2 separate regions of the Mus musculus genome follow, and region 2 is linked to region 1. A link is a loop called in an ENCODE intact Hi-C map of the cell type or tissue named here. Cell type or tissue: left cerebral cortex. All regions are shown on one strand.

Region 1 (8,000 bases):
CTGTGTCTTTCAAACTGAATGGCCTCATGTAATATGTTCATTCTCTTGGTGAATATTCTTAGAAAGTTCACAGGAGAAAACATGCCTTGGTAATCTTATATAGTCTAAGCACCTGTAAACTGAACATTCTAAATCTGAAATGCTCTTAAATCCAAACTTTATAAATGTCTAGATGCCATTTTATAGGTTTTTGGATATGAGAGAATTTGATATTTAAGGCTTTTCAGATAAGAGAACTTCAACCATCAATGTCTACATAAATATTCCAAAAAATCTGAAATACTTCATATCCCAGGAATTTGGACTAAGAGACCCTCACATTGCACAAGCACAGTGACATAGTATCTTAATTGCCATTCCAAGGTTTAGAGGAACAGAAAGATATTGAGAGAACAGAATGGCACCTGAGAACGAAACCTTTGAAAGACTCCAAATTTGCCTCAAAATGAACCCTATACCTTCTATTAACTCTTGGCAGATGGAAATTATACTCCGTGTGTGTGTGTGGTGGTGGGGGTCTATGTTTGTGTGTCTGTGTGTGTGTCTCTGTGTGTGTCTGTCTGTCTGTGTGTGTGTGTGTATGCAGCCTGCATGAGGCTGAGAATATGTACATTCTGAGTGTTGTGTGCCTTCTATAAACACTCCTTTCCTTGTTAAATCTGTGCAATAACATTCCTAGTTGTATGGAAGCTGGGAAAATCTTACTATCAGCTGCTGAAGGAATATTCTCAAAGTACCACAGAAGCCAGGAGAGATGTAGGCTGTTTGCAGCCAGACTACTTTGGATCTGGTACCTAAAATTATTAATCTTAATTTATAATTACAGTAAGGATATGAGAACATGTTAGACCTCAAATACAGCTGCCTCAGCATTATGGCTTTGTGTTCAGTCTAATCACGTCCTCACATGATTTTTCTGGATGGACAGCAAAACAGAGCGGAGTGCATGCCAATGAGTTAGTGAAAGGCTGACTGAAAAAAGTAAAAGTTTTTTGGTTTTGTTGTTTTGTTTTCTGTTAAAAACAAAAGCAAAAATGAGAAAAGAAGAATATGATGAAATACTAGGGGAAAAAGAAGAGCTTAACAATTTTTATTACTGGTGAACTGCCTGTTAGATCAATTCAGAACTGATACTGAATCTCCATGTCCCCTTCTCAGGGAAAGAGTGGTTGCAAGTAACAGTATCTTGCGATGAGAGTTCATGCTTTGCAGATTCATAGGCCTTCTGAGCTGTATGAAATCATAAAAAAAGGTTCATAAAAAAAGGTTCATCCTTTTCATTTTGTGTATAAAAAAACAAAGGTCAGGAAAAGCATCGTGGCTAGCTCAAGCTCAACCAGATGCTGACCAGCATTCCAGTTATCATATGTCAGACTATCAGTTTAGTTCCTGTGCTAGCTTGCAGGCACATTGCACAGGAAAATCAAGGGAACTATAAGCAAAAGTAAAGTGCAGTCAACAAAACTAACCCTAAAGCATGGGTCCTTGTATTCCAAGGGCCCTCAGCTGCCTTGCTGATAGGAAACTAAAAACACACTTTAGCAACTACGTGCACAAACCACACCTATACATATGGCCAGCATACAAAGTCACAGGAATGAGATGAATTCTTCTACTACCTCAGTCCAACATATTAAATGCCAAGCAAATGCTAAAGTGGTTTTATTCTGAAAATTCTTGGACTCTCTAGTCTGTCATTGCTAAGACTGCACCTGTGCCCACAAAGTCCATTTATAATCTTCTCTACAAAAAGAAAAAGTGGAGTCCGTTCAAGCATATGAATTCTGTTACTTTGAATTTCAAAACATTTTGAGCAATGGTGACATAGAGAAAGCACAGATGTGGTTATTTAAAAAAAAAAAAAAGATAGAAAATTTAGTGTGTTCCTGATACTAACTAAAGAGCAGTCTTAAGTGAGTAACCAATGCCTCAGAAGAAATACCAAAATGTCTATTTGTTTCTATTTTAATTATGTATATGTTTATAACTCTCATTATCAATTCTTGCTGATAATTTGTAAAATCAATGTAATACAGCAAAGCTACCTTGGAGGAAAACCTGACATGGAAAAACATAGTTTAATTTATCTGTGTTCATGGTGTAAAATTTGATATTATAGAGTTCTCCTGGTAAGACAATCACACTGTATTAGAAAAGCCCACTGTGCCTCAGGAATCTTAAAAACAGCCAACACTCTTACTTTCATCAATACTCATCCCTATGGTCACTAGATGGCACTGCTGCTATTTGAATGAAATTTCACTTCCAACCTTTTTTTAAAAAAAAAACATAGGGTTTGGAAATGATTTGGGGTGTCATTTCTTGGGAGTTTGTACAAACAGAAGATATTTGGCACTTTGTATATTAACAACTACAGTAATGTTTTGTTAAAGAAAAAAACACTACAAAGGTGAAGTAACTTCCTAAGAGGAAGAATGGTAATGCCAGAAGATCTTGAGTCTGCATGTCACCAACTTTTAGGTGGCAGGAACACTTCATCTGTGAATCACAAACCATCACTAAACCCACTGTATAACATTTATTACACATCTGATTTAACTTGGCTTTTTGCTGATGATCTTCTCCTAGGAAACTGGATCGATGAATCATGACTTTTTGGCCAGAATTATATGAAAGTGTATAAAGCTTTATAAGATGATCACTCTCTTGGGGGGTGGGGGGGTGCATCCCTTCTTGGCAAGGGATACCAACAAGCCCCCAAAAGTAGACCCTAAAAAGTTCTTCCAACTAAAGAAACATACCCTACACATGAGACCATGCAAAGCACAGAGCATCTCTGTGGCAATTTCTTGTGGCATTTTCTTCAGAGGACTGCACTGAAGAACACTATAGAGTCTCAGTGAGAGCCATCCTGACTTCCCCGGACAAACTTCCCGGGGGAAGGAAAGGTGGCACTGGAGAATAGATGGACTAGGATTTGCTGCTAGAGGCAACCAAGAGCTTTAGCTAGACTTAGGATAGTCCTACTCTTTAGAGAGAAGCAAAGCTGTCCAGTTTATCCCCGGGGATAACTGAAAAGCAGCAGAAAGGGGAGGGAGCATCCCACTCACTAAAAGTTGTTGTACCCCCTTTCCAGACCCCATATTAAGAAAAGAGGAGAAGTGAGGGAGTGGTGACCATGCCTTGAAAAGAAAACAAGAAAAGAAAAGAAAAAAAAGCCAACATTGCTTGGGAAAATCTCCACAGATGAGCATTTCAGTTGCATTAAGTGGTTCCCATTAGCAGCCTACCCACGTAGAGGAAGGCTAGCACGCTGTTAATATAATGCAGGAGAGGGATGATAGACCTCGGAGTGAAGAGTGGAAGAGCTAGCTTTGCATAAACCAAAAAAGGAAAAAAAATCTGAGGATTTGAGTTCTTAGGGCCTTGCGGTAGAGTGGTGGAGTGGGCTTAGAACCCTCAGGCCTTAGGCCACCGGACAGCCATCTAGTGTTTGTGATTTTTAAAATACATATTTAACTACCTTAAAATAATTTAGACATACACCAGGAAAATAGTTTAATGGTTCCTAATTGAACTGCTATTGAGTCAGAAGAAGAGGAAGAACCCTCAGAGGGCGTCCAAATCCCGCGTGGAGCATCTGAGACTAGGAGGCAGGAAAGTGGGGGGAAAGGGTCTGTCTCGGCATCACCTCCGCTCTCTTCATCTTATTCTTGGAGAAAAGTTGGTAGACATAGACTAGAAAAGAGAGAGAGAGAGAGAGGAAAAGGGAAGGAAAGGTGAGACATCTAAGAAAAAATAGGAAGAGAGGGAAGGAAGAAACCAGGGGAACCGAAGAGATAAAACTCATCGGAAGTTCGGGTACTAGCTACACTTATTTTTTAAAAAGAATTCAATCATTCTGCTCCTTTCTCGTCCTGCTAGCTTAAACATTTTTATAGGCAACTTCGGGCAGATAAAACTTTGAAGTGAGATGGGGAAGGCTGAATGTCTGGCCTGGATCACCATAGAGGCTGCGGCGGTGGCAGCAATGTCCGCTAAGGGAATGTAGCGCACATTAGGAAATTCTTCTTCCAGCCGCCCTAGCCTCCTTTAGAGTATCCCTGCCCAAAGCTTAAATTAAAGTGAGTGGGAAGGTAGGGTGGTTCTCCCCATCTCCCCATTGGATCCAAGCGATCCAACAAGACTTAAAAGCGAAAAGTCCTGCCGAGCGGAGCTCCAAATTCTCCCGCAAACCGCATGCGTTTCTTGACAATACAGGACTGTGCAAAAATCTAGATTTTTCTCTTGCGTGGGTCTGGCTCCAGGGACACAACCAAACAAAATCTGCATTATGGGTATTCCCAGTAGCCTACCTGGGTCGATAAAACTTACAGGACTAATTAGATAAAAAGCAGGGGCCCAGATTTTGTATGCCGGCGGAGCAGGGGGCGGGAACTGGTTTCTTTCTCTGCGCAAAACCAGAGGGAGCCAGACTAAGATGATTCTCTCTTAAACTGTTCCTTTAAGGGACCTGAAATCGGGCTGCTCTAAATGAACCCCAGGTAAAAGAGAATTGCCTCTCCAGCACCTTCCAAATCCTGACCCGCTTCCCCGGTGCACTCCCTGGCACTTTCCCGGGAGATCTACACTAACGGAGAAAGTCTCCGGTTTTTGTCAACCGCGCATAACAATTACTAAGAAAATATTGTGACGATGTTTCAGGGCGGAAGGGGATATGAGGGGGTGGAGTGAGGGAGTTAGTTTGGACAGCAATTTGCAAAGAATATTAACTGATTCTCCGGGTCACCGCGGGGGTAAAGGGGTTGGCATTGCATTATACAGTTGTTCCTCTAGGTGGCGGACTTTAGTACCAAACAACCGCTATGTGAAATGTTGACTTCAAATAGGATTAAGCTTCTTGGTGGTTAAAAATAATAGTAGTAATAATATAGAGGTGTGGGGCTGTTTTTCCCCTTTGGGGTATTTATTTATTGCAGGGAAAAGTCATTGATTTTCCTAAGCAAACTGTGTTTCTCCTTCGCTTGGTGGAAAATAAAAAACTGTTTGAATAAATAAGTTATTTCTGAACATTTTGTTGTCAAAGTGTTAAATGTTCCCGTCATTTTTATTCAAACACTAACATGATTACAGCCAATTATATATTCACCAGTGTTCTTTATTTTAGAGTAATTGTACTTGTCACTAATAAAACAGAGGCATAATGGATCGCTACTGTTCTGGATTCTCAAGCAATTTTGTGTAATTTGATTGAATTATACATCTTATCTGCTACTTTTTTATTTTTATATTTGGAGATCCTATTTTCTTGAAAATTGCAGTTCTATGCTTGTTTTTACTGCTTTTCCAGCAACGTACATTTCCGTAATGCTGAGAAATAGAAAGAATCTCTTTGAAATGTCGGAAATCAGTTGGTTACAACACACACACACACACACACACACACACACACACACACACACACACACACAAACACTAGTTCAGCATCGGAAAGCCCTGAAGTCAGGGGAGTCCAGCAGTGGCTCTGCTCCCCTGACAAGTTCAGTGCCAAGGAAACTCCCCATTCGCCCCAAAGGCAGTCACCTCCCTGCCTGGATGGAGTCTTTGGGGCTTTGTCTCTTTCCTGTAATGATACTGTTAGGTGTCTAGGGCTTCAAACATGCCAAGACAAGCCGACCATGGGTTCTGTTCATATGCAGTATGTATCAAGGGGGAGAAATATACACAGCACAGCTGAAAGATAAACTGTATACAACACTCCAATTACACAACCCTCAAGTGCCTTACCTGCCGGCTCATCCTCACCTCCCCACAATTACAATGACTATCTGTTTGAGCTTTGAGGGGGGCTTTGCAGGGAGCTATAGGACCAGCATCAACTTACCAACACCCCTCCCAATCACAATTTTTTAAATGGGTAGAACACACCCATCTACTCAGTGTCCATATATTGGAACAAATCGAGGAATGAACCTGACAGCAGACAGGCAGGGCTATGATCCTATAGGGATATCTCCGGAACTGAAGGATCAGAGAATGTGCAGTTCTCGTCCCAGGAAATTTTTTCAGCTTCTAGGACAAGACTCAAACGCCCCGCTAGGAGCTGCCGCTGTGAGATGGAGCCAAAGGCTCTGACAAGTGGCTTGTGTATGACCCAATATTTATCAATAACAACAACAACAAAATCAAGTGAAACCAAGGCTTGGGATTTTGAACTGCCTACGGAGTCCTGGCGGATACAGAGGGGCGAATAAAGTCTCTGGAGAACAGTTGGCTCCATTTTTCCGCCCTGGGGAGCAATCCCAGGGCAAAATCCAGTGCTAATTGATCTCAACCAGCCGCAAGATCAGCTGTAAATGTTCAAGGGGACAAAGAAAGAGCAGTGTGCTCCAAAGATACTCTGAGCACTTTTTCAAGCAAATAGAGGCGTGTAATCAATAGCATGTATATGAATATAAATAGAGATAGAGAATTACTTTAATTAATTAGGAAATAATGTTTCGTGTACAATTCCAGACCTACTCAATACCCGTATTCTCCCACTCACGGGTTATTAGGTGGTCTGGACCTAGAACTCCCTCTATGAAAACCTCCAGGCCCAGTTTTTGGATGCGAGATGGTTAGCCCATACTCAGCTTAATTGGGGGCCTTTTTTCTTTGGGGGTATTTATTCTAAACCCAAACGGTGGGTTACTTGGGCAGAAATCCGAGCGAGCAGAGCGCCTGGCCCTACTGGCATTCTGGAAGTCTTAAAGCGAGAAAGCACCAGAATGAGCCTCTCTAGGCTCTGCGCTCAAAGAGCTTGCGGCAGCCAGCAGCCAGCCGCAGCATGCATGCCGTTGCTCTCGGCAAGGGGGGCGGGAGGGGGGGTCTTCTGAGTTTCCATTTTCTCTTCTTTTTTATCTATCAAATTCACAATCTAGACGAAAAGAGGGAAAGAAGGAAGAGAGGAAAAAGGAGGGAGGGAGGGAGGAGGAGAGGGAGGGGAAGAGAGAGAGAAGGTAGAAGGACAAAAAGAAAGACAGAAAGAGGGAGCGAGCCTCTTGGCCTGAAGGTTTGTAGCCCACACACTCAGCTGAGCCACACTTGCCCAGCTGAGCTATTATCTTGATATTGCTTTCTCTCTCCTGGCTTAAGACAAAGCCAGAAGGGAGACACCGAATTTGACGAAATAAATCAAGTAGGGATTGTTTAATAATAAAAATATCCCACCACCTTTCTTATCAATTCTGAAAAGGAATTGAGTTGTTTTAGTTTTCATTTGGTGACTGTAGTAGCTTGCTCCTGTGCCCTACTGTATCTAGCTTGCTCTGTCGGGTGTCTCCTTCCTGTGTGTATAGCTTCTTGGGAAGATTCGCAGAGAAGTGGTGTGTAACTGCTCTCCCCCACTGGGTTCAATACTCCTTAGTTGTTATTGAATATTCGAATTAACTTCAGCACCACGCACTGGTATTTCAGCTCAGACTTGTGCACTATATCAATACAAGCTCACAACCTTTAACTGTTTCCGCCCCCGCCTCCCCCCCCCCTTTCCGCGTTCACCATGGCAGATGACCTATAAAGCCCAAAAATATTGATCTGTTTGTGCATACTTCCAGTCTGATGTGCAAAAACCAGACATCTAAGCTGAAAGTTGCCTTTTCAGAAGGGGAGGAGGGATCTGGAGATGAAACCTAAAGGCAAGGCCTCTCTCCGGCTGGATTGCACTTGGCAGGCGTGGACTACAAAGGAGCTCAGGGTGAGCGCGCTGGGAGGAGAGCAGAGGCAAGCAGACTAGCAAGTCTCTCCGCGAAGCTCCTTCTTCAAGAACCAGAGCCCAACAACCACTGCCGCCCCAAGAGGGTGGGCAGACAGGACCTTTGGCAAACACTGGTGCCACAGGTTTTGATTTGGGTTGGGGGTGGGGTGGGGTGTGGGGAGGACCTAGAAGAGCCAGTACTAGAGAGCGAAGAGGCAGGTTGGTATGAGTTGCGCACATTAGTTTGTCCTGGTAGTTTTGTGTTTGTTTGTTTGGATTTCTGTTTGTTTTGTTTGTTTTG
Region 2 (8,000 bases), 1.7 Mb after region 1:
GTAACTTGTTATGCTGTGTCTGGTATATGCCTGGGAAGCCTGCTCTTTTTTTTTTTTTTTTAAGGAAAACACAGAAGGAATGAATCTACAGGAGATGGGAGGTAAGGAGAGGAGATTAGGAGAAGTGTAGGTAAGCTGAAATATAGTGGATATAAAGAATAAAAACTAAATTTTTTTTTTTAAAAAAGAATGAATTAGGGAAAAAAGAGTGTTAGATCTTCCTAAGAAATAAGGAGCAAATATTATCTTGGAATTCAGCAAAAAGACTCGAAAGAGGTTTTGATGTCCGACAGCAAACACCAGAAGGGATTGAGCAGTAAAGGGGACAAAAAGTAAAGGTGACAATTGGACTGTGACATTGATATAGGTTAGGTGAGGATTTAGGGTTGAACAAGATCCCCAAAAGTGTCACTCAGTAACTGAATACTTCCATTTAATAGCAATTATCCTCTTATATAAAACACTGTTTGGGGATTTTGTTTTTGTTCTATCACTAAACACATTGTTTCATCTTTATGTAGGACACAAGTACAAATACAAACAAATTCTCAATAAACAGTAACCTAAAATTTGACCACACTGGCGATTGCTCACTTCTCATCCTTATTGATTGACCGTCATATACCATTTACCTGTCTGTGTGAGTATAGAATGAACCTCACAGGCTGGTGTGTTTGAACATTAGACCTCCAATTGATGGCACTGTTGTGAGGAGACTTCGGAGCGATGGCCTCGAGAGCAGAAGTGAGTTGTGAGGGGTGGGCGTTGAGGGTGATGTCCACTTCTGATCCCAGTTTGTTTTCAGATCTGGCAGGATATAGGTGATTTTGACAGCATGCTGAAAGCAAATTGTTGTGGGTTGTCCTGATGCTGTTTGATTTCTGACGTTAATTCTGCTTCCTCAAGAGGGAGGGACAGCCTCCGGATGAACAGTGGATCACGTACTCAGGTGATCCCATGTGAACCTTCTCCCCATTTACTGGTCAATAATGGCTAGAGCCTGTGATTAGGCAGCAGAGGTGAAAGGTGGGACAGGAGGTCTTTGAGAGTGGGAGCAGAGAGAGAGAGAGAGAGAGAGAGAGAGAGAGAGAGAGAGAGAAATATGAGAAGGGAAGGAGAGAGGACAGAGGAGGGAGGGAGGGGAGAGGAAGGAGGAAACGAAGATGGTACAGAACCACATGGCCAGGAGAAACTCTGTAACAAAGGGTCTCATAGCTGGGAAATAAGTTAGTATAGTGCTAGTTCTGCCCAACCTAGGCTTATCGCTTATAAATATAACTAGATTGTGTGGTTTTTATTCGGGATTATTGGGGTTGGAAATTACTGCAACAGCAAATACCAGAAGGAACTGAGTCACTCCAATGTGTCTACCCACCATGCTCTCTCCACCATGCTATCCATGGTGGAGAATAAACCCTTCCTCCCTTAAGTTGCCTCTATAAGGTGTTTGGTCAGGGATAAGAAAAGTAACTAATGCCACCCCACCCCCCTTTCCAGACTTGTAGCCCTAAGGGTCCCAGATTGTCCATTCTGTCACGTATCCACACCTTTACCTGGAAATTAGCATGGATGCCACCACACACATTCTTACCCTCCTTAAGCTGTCCAGCTCTAGAGGGACTTGAAGACTGTTCCAAACTTTGCAAACATTACCAACCTTACATGCTCTGATAAAGTTTTGCGTGGCTAAATCCTTGATGTCTTTATTTTCATAAAGGGTGGCCTTCAACTTACCTCAAATAATAGCATGTCATTCTAGTCTACGCCCCATCAATACAATAGAGCAGATGTTTGTTTGACAAATTAAAATCTGAATTCTTAACCCAGGTTTTTCTTGAGAACGAGATAGGCTTTGTCCACCACAGAGAAGTCTACCAAGAATAAATATTGGGTTCATTCAATTTTTATTCACTTTCCAGTCTTTCTTAATCTGGACTAGCTATGATATTAAGGCCATGGGATAAAAGTAATTTGTCTTAATTGATAGACACTCTCCTGTAAAAACTAAGAGTGTAAGAATTTTCTGTGGATAAAGCCCTTAAAATACTTAATAATATTTATTTATGTGGTATTAGCCTCTAAAGAAAAAAGCATATGCCTTGTATCTTAATTGCCAAAAGCACGGTAACATTAATATTGTGACAGTGTGGTTGTGTTAGTACTGTTTAAAATGATCACACTTATTAAAAGTTAGTTACACTTTACCTGAAAGAATTTTACCTATAATAATAATGTTACGGTTTAAAGACTTAAGATACTCTCTTAAAAGTTTTCTCATTCAACCACCTTGGTATATGTATGTATGTTTTCGAGATAATTCATATTCCAAATGAGGACTTCGATGACAGTGATTTTAATATAGTTTCACATTCTAATATTTTTTTCCAAACTCTCAACCACTCCTATTTAGAAGCAAACCCTCTCAGGATGCCCGCTGCTTGCTCTGGAAAGCAGTGCCCAGGGTGGACTTTGTAATGTAAGAGCTATGTCTGAGAAAGTAAGGGAAGATGGGTTTGGGCTGTGTTTATACGTGCTACACAAAAGGCAGTGGACAAGCCAGTTGCCCAGATCAAAGACTTTGATGAGAATGAGCAGTGAAGCTTAAGTACAGAGCTGAAGTCACCCTTGGCAGCCATTGAGTAGTTAATCAATACTACCACAGAACTCAGGCTCCGTTGACCCACAGCCGAGGTAAACAGATTCCAGGTCGCCAGCAGTCTGTTTCAGAAAACACCTCACAAGCATGTTCAACTTAAAGAAGGCAAACTGAGGCACAGTGCACCGACAGAGCTAGCCCCTGAGGCCAGAGTTCCCACCCCTCCAGTCGCCGATCCCAAGCCAGTGCCTCACTCCAGCCTACCCCCTCCCTGCTCCAACACTTGATATGTGTTGAATACACTCAGTGGTTCTCAACATGTTTTTTCCTTACAGTTCTTTATTAGCAACATTCATTTAGGTTTTGGACTCTTGTCAAATGCAATGTGAATGGAGAGCAGATGCCTTTTCTGAACTCAACAGAACAAGAGGAGAGTCACAGAGCCCATCTTGCCACAATCAAAACTAGTGCTTACAACAACACCCACTGCTGGTGACAGGCTGTGTGGAACTGGGCCAATGCTGATCTAGCAAGAGATGCCAACTCAGTGAGTCAGAAAAATGTTTCAGATGTGCCAGGTCGCTCCGAAATCCCCATCAGGTCCTGGGTAGAATAATTGCCGTGTTCCCCATGAGCAAGGAACCAAGATGAGAAAACACAACATCGCTGGGACAGCGTGTATCGTTCGCATCCTAGCTGGCAGCAAGGCCCGCTGCTTTGAAAAGGGTACCGCGGGCTGCCTGAAAGGCTAAGGTGGCTGGCAGCAATTCAAAAACACAAGATGGAGGGAGAAGCAATTGTGGGAAGGAATTCAAGGCGGACAAAAGGATTAACAGCAAAAGGATGCAGGGTGTACAGGGATGGGTGGTTATGGTTTACCGTGGGTTTAGCAACACTGACGTGTTTTTATGAATATTTACAAGAACATTTGGAAGCTGTGTCTTGCCCACACAGCCTCCGCCCCCAACACTCTTGGTAGAAACTGCACCATATTTAATGAGGCTGGGGATGGGAGGGAAAACTAGGCCTTCTTTGGCTCCCAGATTGGGGTCTCTTTGCCTGGTTGCCAGGACTCCCAGGAGGCAAATAGTCACTGAAAGAAAGTTTAGACAAGACAATCTAGGTCTGAGTACTAGGAAGCCTAGTAATTAAAAGGCATAAGAAGGAAAAATGGTGTTTAAAAGATAAGAAAAGAGTGAAAACTGAGTCTCTGGAAAAAAAGAGTCATTGCGGTGGCTTGTTCTGGTCTTCGGGTAGAGAAGGGACTTTGACCAGTCACTAAAACAGTTGTTTACAAAACCACATCAATTCTTGGTTCTTGTGAGTGGGTCAGCAGGGCTGTTCCCTTTCCCTCCTAAGCCTTCCCTGGCTTCGGTTCAACCTCTTCATCCATCAGAAGAGTCTGCTTTTCTTATTGATTTTGTCCGTTCCCTTGCGGCACGTTACGAGGTGTGTACTGAACGGAAGAGTGACACCCTGGAGCAGAATTCTGACCTGCACTGCCTGCGTTCTCATCGAAGGCCTGCTACTCTGGGAAAGTTGTGTTGGCTCTTTAAATCTCAGTTTCACCCAATTGTACAGCCAAACTGAAAGCAGCTAAGAATCAACAGAGATAAGGCAAGGCACGCAGTGAGGGCTCCAGCACGGCGCAGTCACTTTGTACATGATCGGTACAGTCGCTCATCACACATTTGTCTTCTCATGGGCTGAAAGCAGACTTTTAGTTGATCGCAGACACAGAAACACCTAATGTGGTGGTTTGCATTAGAATGCACCCCCCACCCCATACACTCATATAGTTCAATGCTAAGGTACCAAGGAGTGGAACTATTTGAAAGGATTAGAAGGAATGGGAGGTGTGGTCTTGTTGGAATAGGTGTGTCACTGGGGGTGGGCCTTGAAGTTTCAAAGCCCATGCCAGGCCCACTATCTCTATCCTTTCTATCTATATATATGTACCCCCCTGTCGCCTATGGATCAGAATATAACTACAGCTACAGCACCATGCATGCTACCATGTTCCTGACAGGCTCCTGACAGGATAACGACTAACCTCCTCAAACTATAGGCAAGCCCACAATTAAGTGCTTTCTTGTTATAAGAGTTGCCTCGGTTATGGTGTTCCTTAACAGCAATAGGCCGGTGACTAAAACAACTAGCTGGACTACCAGCAACTACAAAGGCCAGGCAGGTGGCTTTATACTCAAGGAATTTGTGGCAAGCTTCCTTCTGGCTTTATGTAGAACAAGCCTCTGGCAGAATTGTGTTGTCTTCAGCCATGATGGTCTTCAGCATGTTTCTATTAAAGCTGGACCTTTGGGGCTGGAGAGATGACTCAATGGTTAAGAACCCTTAGTGTGCTTCCAGAGGACCAGAGCTCAGTTTTCAGCACCCTTATCAACAAGCAGCTCACAACTTCTTGTGTCCAGTGCCAGGGGATCTGATGCCTCTGGCCTCCAAGGGCACCTGCACTCCTTTGCGAGTGCACGCACACACACACACACACACACACACATGCACACGCACACACTTGAAGAAAGTCCAGATCTTTTCTGAGTATACAGGTCTACACAAAAGCACTTGCTTAGAAAGCATGAGGCCCTAGGTTTAATTCTGGGGTGATGCTCTTGAATTAATCATATATTTCTTATATTTGCTTGCTCACGGCCTTCTCTGCATCTCTTTCTTTGGCTCTGTCCAGGCTCTTTTAAATAAATATAAATAGTTCCTTAGCCAAGCTGTCTCACACCGAGGGAGTATGTCCGTCTTTGTTTGCTTGTTGTCTTCCTCTCAGGCTTCTCTCTGAGATTTGATCTTGACTCTCCAAGGTGTACACATTGGTGCTCTACCCAGCTGGAGCTTGCTTCCTCCATCTCTCACACATCTCTGTTTCCCTCTGCGGTGGCAGCACTTTTCTGGGAAGGTATTCAGAAAGCCGGTTTCTGAACATTTATGTACCAAACAGGAAATATCAATTCGGTTTGTATTCATTTGTTAATATGGTGAGTAATTCTAAGTTGAAATAATATTTTTCCAGAGATTTTAGTTTAACAGTGGTCCCTTGCCCTTAAAGGTCCACAGTGGGCTGCCTTTTGAGTCTTCAGTGATATTGTTTGTCTCCTCAAAAGCATTGAGGAGCCTGACTCTTAATGCTCTGGGCTTTCAAGGTGTTACCATGAGAGTTCTGTTTTAGGGTGGCTGTGGTTTTGTTTGGTTTGGTTTTAGTTTTCAGGACACTTCGTGGCAATTTTCAATCTTAAAATGCACATCCTTCCATTTGGAGAAATTTTGTCTTTTGCAATGGCTAAACTACCATTTTCTGTTTTCCCTTTTGAATTTATATGTATGTGGACATCTTAAACTTAATCTTCAGTTTTGTTTCGTTTATCTTTGCTTTTTCATTTCCTGGTCTTATTCTATTTTCTAGGATATGCTTTCAATTTTGTCCTTTCGATTCTTAATTTTTTAAATATTTCTTTTTCTTAATTAATATGAGTGTTTCTTTCCTGGTCTTTAAGAATAAGTATCCTTTCTGGTTTTATTTTTTTCTTTCAAACGAGATTACAATATACCGTTCTTTGTCGTTTATAACTTTTTTCCATTCCTTATTCTGTTGCATTTCCTCTTCAATTCCTTAGCTCATTTGTTTGCTTGTTCATTGGTTAATCTGTTAAGTCATAATATTTGATCTGCATCAGACACTGTCCTCAAATCTTTATCTACAGCTATCTGAGTGAGGATAGAACGCTGAACTGGAAGACTAGCTGGCTTGTACACTTTTCTCCGAAACAATTAAGCAGAAGTTCAGACTTCTTCAGGCAACTCCCCAAGGGCCAGTGCCCATAGTAGGCCTTTCTCTGGAGCTGGCCTTGAATCTGATTGATTCGGATACACTTGGCAACGGGCCTGTCATGTTTCCAGGCCACCTTTCTTTGTCAGACAGTACCTTACCCTAGCATTCTGCTGTGTCTGGTATGGCCACACTGAACTCTCTGATTCAGCTTAATAAATCAATAACACCATCACATTATATCTACATTTAATTCGATTTATCATTCCCTCCTCTTTTTAAAAAAAATGTGATAGGAAGACTCTCCCATGTGTCTACTCACATCTGATATGATCTGAACACAGCTATGGAATGTGGAAGTTCATCACCATTTATATTCACTTTTATGTTGCCATTGATGCTGTATACATTCATCATGTTCTTCTTTTAAAGATTTATTTTGAATTTTGAATTTGAGTGTATGTGTATGTAAGGGGTGTGTGTGTGTGTGTGTGTGTGTGTGTGTGTGTGTGTGTGTGTGTAAGGTGTGTGTGGGGAGGTGACCTCATTTGCAGAGACATCAGACCCCTTGGATCTGGAGTTATAAGAAGTTGTGAGCCACCTGACATGGGTGCTGAGAACTGAACTCAGGTCTCACAGAACAGAATGACTGAGCTCTTTACTGCTAAACCATCTCTCTAGCTCCATATATATTCATATTCTTCATTCCAAGTTCCTCGTTGCTTACCAAATTACTGGCCTTTGAGAGCTTGCTCTAATGTGCCTTCTACTCCTGTGATGAACACCAGGACCAAAGCACACAGGGGAAGAGAGGGTTCATTTCATCTTACACCTCCCAAATTACACTCCATCTCCGACAGAGTCGGAGCAAGGGCTTTAAGCGGGAACCTTGAGGCAGGAGCTGAGGCAGAGACCACAAGAGAACAGTGCTTACTGGACTGCTCTACATGGCTTATTCAGTATGGTTCCTTACAAACAACAGGACTCCTTGGCAGGAGTGTGACAATCACACTGACTCATGGTGACTTGAATCTTCCCAGATCAACCATAAATCCAGAAAATACCCCCACAGACACACCCCCAGGGGACTGTAAAGGAGGCATTTTCTTAGCTAGGTTCCCTCTTCCCAGGTTCTCTAGTTTGTATCAAGTGAACAAAGATTAACCAGCACAGAACCCAAAATCTTTCCATGAAAATATCGTGTTTGACTTGCACCTCCATTATAATACAAGGAGGGTTTACATAAAGGAATAAGGAAAGATTTGGGGGGGAGCAGGATGTTTGCATATAATTCAAATGAATTTTAGGTTGCTGGTCATATTTAGCTCAACTAGGTTAATAATCACCCCCCACACTCCCTCCAAAAACAAAAGCAAAAACAAAAAGCAGAGAAAAACAAATTCTCACTTTTCCAAAACATACTTTTAACATTTGTATTTTTATGTATGGCTTATAATAGTTGAGCCATTTGACTATAATTAATAGAGGCCCCTCCACTGTGTTAAGCAAGAAATAGATGCATAATCGTAGGTAGTACCTTGTGAAACTGTTGGGAGGGCTGGAGAAACAAGCCTGAGGCTAGTGACCTAAATAAAGGCATGTCAAGGGCATGGC

The links. Hi-C counts contacts between places; a loop is a spot of excess contacts. Peaks named below come from ENCODE experiments on the same cell type or tissue, not always from the same donor. Only the 100,000 strongest peaks of a DNase experiment are listed, where the experiment ranks them.
Region 2: a loop joins it to region 1, with 3 times the contacts of the local background. A loop is called at or near these places in 2 of 42 quality-filtered maps.

What each region holds. Positions count from the first base shown.
Region 1 is chr12:49,370,115-49,378,114 of GRCm38, forward strand. The region is part of intron 1 of Gm34304 (predicted gene, 34304); the gene reads right to left. Among named protein-coding and RNA genes, the nearest start is that of Gm34304, 7.7 kb to the right of the region's middle. In left cerebral cortex, CTCF peaks have their summits at 2,229 (motif pointing right), 4,781 (motif pointing right) and 6,054; no DNase peak of the experiment used is centred here; H3K4me3 peaks cover 4,138 bases; H3K27ac peaks cover 5,342 bases.
Region 2 is chr12:51,115,019-51,123,018 of GRCm38, forward strand. No RefSeq gene overlaps it. Among named protein-coding and RNA genes, the nearest start is that of Gm34745, 38 kb to the right of the region's middle. In left cerebral cortex, no CTCF peak of the experiment used is centred here; DNase peaks (open chromatin) are centred at 3,189, 3,462 and 4,068; H3K27ac peaks cover 1,871 bases.